Linked DNA regions of Homo sapiens: region 2 is linked to region 1. Evidence: chromatin loops called from intact Hi-C (ENCODE). Cell type or tissue: gastrocnemius medialis. All regions are shown on one strand.

Region 1 (2,500 bases):
TGTGGATAATTTCTAACACGGATCAAAGGCACCAAAAAGGTGAGCTGTAAGATATTCAGACCTGCACCGTCCCCTGCAGTAGACACAGACAACATCTTGGTAGGCAACTGGGTGAAAATTCAGAGACAACCCTAGGAACTATGAGGATGAAAAAAGTTAGCATTCATGGAATGAGGCACTGAAGAACCTGAAAAGCTGGAATAACCCCATGAAATAATGAGAATAATTGTAGTATCCTGAACCGGGGCACAGGACACAGGACTAGGGTGGAAGGCGGCATGAGACTACGCGCACAGGAAAGACCCAGGGATCACAGTGGCCCAAAGCTGGGCACTTCCCAATTCTGGGGATTTGTGCTACAGGCACTCCAGGCTCCACGGTAGAACTGTGTCCAGCACGAAGGCAGTGCTGTCTTGCGGGAGGCAGGGCTGCACCACCACAGGGGCGGGAAGGGGCCCGGCAGGGAGGCGCCCAGTGTTTCCAACTGCACGGGGTCGGGGGCGGCGCTGATGCAGAGCGCGGGGGCGCAGGTTAAACCTAAAGGGGGGAAGCTTTTCGGGGCAGAACAGACAACGGAGAACGCTGCACACTGCCCTTCCCACCCGAATTGTGTTTTGCCCTTTTTTTTTTTTTTGAGACGGAGTTTTGCTCTTGTTGCCCAGGCCTGGAGTGCAATGGCCTGATCTCGGCTCACCGCAACCTCCGCCTCCCGGGTTCAAGCAATTCTCCTGCCTCAGCGTCCCGAGTAGCTGGGATTACAGGCGTGCGCCACCACGCCCGGCTAATTTTGTATTTTTAGTAGATACTGGGTTTCTCCATATTGGCCAGGTTGGTCTCGAACTCCTGACTTCAGGTGATCCACCGGCCTCGGCCTCCCAAAGTGCTGGGATTACACGCGTCAGCCACCGCACCCGGCCTGCTTGCTTTTTTTTTTTTTTTTTTTTTTTTTTGCAGAGTCTCGCTGTCCACCGGGCTGGAGCTGCAGTGATCTCGGCTCCCTGCGGCCTCGACCTCCCGGGCTCAGGCGATCCTCCCGCCTCAGCCCACGGAGTACATGGGACCACAGGAGCCCACCACGCCCGACTACTTGCTGTAATTTTTGTAGGGATGGGGTCTAGCCCCGCTGCCCAGGCTGGTCCGCACTGCTGGGCTCAAGAGCTCCGCCCGCCTCCGCCCCCCAAAGCGCAGGGATCCCAGGTGTGAGCTACCGCGCCCCGCCCAGAGTTTCCGACTGTTAGCGTGAATCACATTCACGTCAAAACTTCTTTTTATACAAGAACTAAAAGGCAAACGAAATCCCTGCTCCATCACTGCCTGTCCCGGGTCGCGGCGCGGGACATTTCCTCCAAGCGCCTTCCCGGCCCCGCGCGCAGGTGGCCTGCGCCGGAGGATCTCGGACAACGCGCATTTCCTGCGCCCCCGGAAGCGGCGGTAACGCCTGGCCCTGCCCCGGCAGAGGCGGAAGTGGTGTCGCTCTGAGGTCGCCAGTCGCCGCACGCGCCTCAGCCCAGCCGCGCGCCTTGGCCCTTGGCCGCCTACTCCTACCGCCCCGGCCTTGGGCGGCCCTGGGCCTGCTGCGGGCGCGGCGCTGCCCGACCAGAGCTTCCTGTGGAACGTCTTCCAGAGCTGCCACCTGGCACCGCCCCGGCACCTCCCGCCTCCCCCGCAGCTGCCCCGGACCCGTGTCCCGACCCCCGCGGCCAACCCCGTTCCCTGCCGGTTGCCCCGCGGCCTCCCCCGTCACCTGCCGGGTCCCCAGCGGCCTCCCCCGTCCCCTGCCCCGACCTCCGCCGTCTCCACCGCCCCTGCCCGGACCCCCGCGGGCGCCCCCGAACCCTACCCCGACCGACGCGGCCGCCCCCATCCCCTGCCCCGACCCCCGCGGCCGCCCCCATCCCCTTCCGGGTCCCCCGCGGTCTCCCCCGTCCGCTGCCCGGTCTCCTGGGGCCGCCCCTGCCTCCTGCCCGGTCCCTGTCCTGTGCGTCGGGCGCTTCCCAAGGTGCAGAGGGCGCCACTGCATACCCGAGGTCGCGGCCACCGGCTCCTGGGCCAGGCCCCGTTTCTCGCCTCGAGCCGTCGGGGGAGGGTCTCCAGGGTGCTTGTTTGGGGAAAGCGGAAACAGACTGTCTGGGCCGCTGTTAAAATGTCAGCAGCCAAGGAAGAAGCAGCGACCTGGCGTCTGCTCGGGCCAGGTGACCTTTATGGCGGCGCCTTCTGTCCCTGGTCGCTTTTCCACTGAATGAATGACCGAAACTGTAGTAACTCATGGCCAGGGAATGGCTTAGTTATCTGAGGGAATCTTGTCTTGTCTGTGAAAAAGGGAAACTGGTGCAAATGGGAATTCAGACAGGTCAGGAGGGGAAGGAAGGGAAGGATTGAGGTGGGAAAAGAGAGAGAAAGATGATTGGCCTCTTAGGGGAAGAACACACTTGGACGTGGCTCCTGGGGCACTTCCTTGATTCCGCTGTACTCGTCAGCGGGACCGGAGAGGCGGAGGTTC
Region 2 (2,500 bases), 270 kb after region 1:
AATCTGCTCCTGCCAGTCTGCAGGGAACCACGGATCTGCTTTCCGTCACGTAGGAGGCATTCTCGACACCCTCTGTACACAGCATGCGCTTTATTTGGCTTCTCTTACGCAGCGTAGTGACTTTCAGATTTATTCAAGCTGCTGCGTGCGCCAACAGTCCACTCCTTCCTAGTGCTGAGGCCCCCATCACATGAGCACAACTGTTTCTTGTGTGTGATGTGTTGTCCTCTGGCTGTGCACTGCCAAAAAAGACATCATTAAAAAAAATTTAAATATAATGTAAGACCTGCCTTGTCTTAGGAAACGTTTTTCTGGCAGTGGCTCACACCTATAATCCCAATACTCTGGGAGGCTGAGGCAGGAGGACTGCTTGAGCCCAGGAGTTTGGGACCAGCCTGGGCAAGAGGGTGAAACCCTGTCTCTAAAAATTAGCCAGGCATGGTGGCTCACACCTGTAGTCTCAGCTCTTAGGGAGGCTGAGGTGGGAGGACTGCTGGAGCCCAGGAGGTGGAGGCTGCAGTGAGCCGAGATCACACCACTGCACTCCAGCCTGGGCAGCATGGCAAGACTCTGTCTCGACCAAGAAAAAAACAAAAAATTAACAGAAGGAAAAACAAAACGGCTTTCTTATCAAAAATACACTTTAAGAACAAATTTATAATATTAAGTTGCTGCAAAAGTAATTGTGCCTTTTACCATTGAAAGCAATGGCAAATACTGCAATTACTTTTGCTCCAACCTAATATTATTTTCTAATGACAAACTTGGAAATAACTGTCATTGCTCTCTAAAAAGAACAGCCTAAAAATAAAGCAGCAGCCCATTTACTTCTATGCCAGTTCTTTTAGCATTTGGTTATTTAAACCGGCAGTCCCTAACCTTTTTGGCACCAGGGACTGGTTTCACGGAAGACACTTTTTCCACTGACAAGTGTGGGGATGGTTTGGAGATGAAACGGTTCCATCTCAGATCATCAGTATTAGATTCTCATAAGCGGGGCATAACCTAGATCCTTCTCATGCGCAGTTCACAACAGGATTCCACTCCTATGAGAATCTAATGCCACCACTGATCTGACAGGAGGCGGAGCTCACACAGCAATGATATGACAGGGGCGGAGCTCACAATAATGATATGACAGGGGGCGGAGCTCACACAGTAATGATATGACAGGGGGCGGAGCTCACACAGTAATGACAGGGGGCGGAGCTCACACAGTAATGATGACAGCGGGCGGAGCTCACACAGTAATGCTCTGGCAGGGGGCGGAGCTCACACAGTAATGCTCTGGCAGGGGGCGGAGCTCACACAGTAATGATGACAGGGGGCGGAGCTCACACAGTAATGATGACAGGGGGCAGAGCTCACAGTAATGCTCTGGCAGGGGGCGGAGCTCACACAGTAATGCTCTGGCAGGGGGCGGAGCTCACACAGTAATGCTGACGGGGGTGGAGCTCACACAGTAATGCTGACAGGGGGTGGAGCTCACACAGTAATACTCTGGCAGGGGGCGGAGCTCACACAGCAATGCTCTGACAGGGGGCAGAGCTCACACAGTAATGCTCTGGCAGGGGGCGGAGCTCACACAGTAATGCCGACGGGGGTGGAGCTCACACAGTAATGCTGACAGGGGGTGGAGCTCACACAGTAATACTCTGGCAGGGGGCGGAGCTCACACAGCAATGCTCTGACGGGGCAGAGCTCACACAGTAATACTCTGGCAGGGGGCGGAGCTCACACAGTAATGCTCTGACAGGGGGCGGAGCTCACACAGTAATCTCTGGCAGGGGGCGGAGCTCACACAGTAATGCTCTGCCAGGGGGCGGAGCTCACACAGTAATGCTCTGCCAGGGGGCGGAGCTCACACAGTAATCTCTGGCAGGGGGCGGAGCTCACACAGTAATGCTCTGACAGGGGGCGGAGCTCACACAGTAATGCTCTGGCAGGGGGCGGAGCTCACACAGTAATGCTCTGGCAGGGGGTGGAGCTCACACAGTAATGCTCTGGCAGGGGGCGGAGCTCACACAGTAATGCTCACTGGCTGGCTGCTCACCTCCTACTGTGTGGCCTGGTTCCTAACAGGCCATGGACTGGAACAATCTGTGGCCTGGGGATTGGGGACCCCTGATTTAAAGAATCGAGGACACACTCACCTAGCAAACCATCTGCTAAGAAAAAAGGAGGAAAAGCACCAACATTAATTTGAACTTAGAAATAAACTACAAGGCCAGACATGGTGGTTCACACCTATAATTCCAGCACTTCGGGAGGCCAAGGAGGAACGATCACTTAAGCCCAGCAGTTTGAGACCAGCCTAGGCAACAAAGTGAGACCCTGTCCCTACAATTACAAAATAAATGAGCTGGGCGTGGTGGTGCACACCTGTAGCCCCAGCTACTTAGAAGGCTGAGTCGGGAAGATCACCTGAGCTGCCCAGGAGTTTGAGGCTGCAGTGAGCTGAGACTGCACCAACCCTGTCTCAAAAAAAAAAAAAAAAAAA

Evidence for each region. Peaks named below come from ENCODE experiments on the same cell type or tissue, not always from the same donor. Only the 100,000 strongest peaks of a DNase experiment are listed, where the experiment ranks them.
Region 2: it touches region 1 in a loop (16-fold over the local background); 9 of 110 quality-filtered maps call a loop at or near these places.

The regions. Positions count from the first base shown.
Region 1 is chr3:195,953,513-195,956,012 of GRCh38, reverse strand. LOC124906253 (keratinocyte proline-rich protein-like) reads left to right here and starts at 1,487. Exons shown (of 4, transcript NR_197446.1): 1 at 1,487-2,500. RefSeq lists an enhancer at 1-593 and a silencer at 1,547-1,686. In gastrocnemius medialis, no CTCF peak of the experiment used is centred here; a DNase peak (open chromatin) is centred at 1,462; H3K4me3 peaks cover 676 bases; H3K27ac peaks cover 1,019 bases.
Region 2 is chr3:195,686,272-195,688,771 of GRCh38, reverse strand. It overlaps MIR570HG (MIR570 host gene), which reads right to left and starts at 274. Exons shown (of 5, transcript NR_122105.1): 1 at 1-274. It also overlaps the pseudogene SDHAP2. In gastrocnemius medialis, no CTCF peak of the experiment used is centred here; DNase peaks (open chromatin) are centred at 1,221 and 1,881; H3K27ac peaks cover 2,250 bases.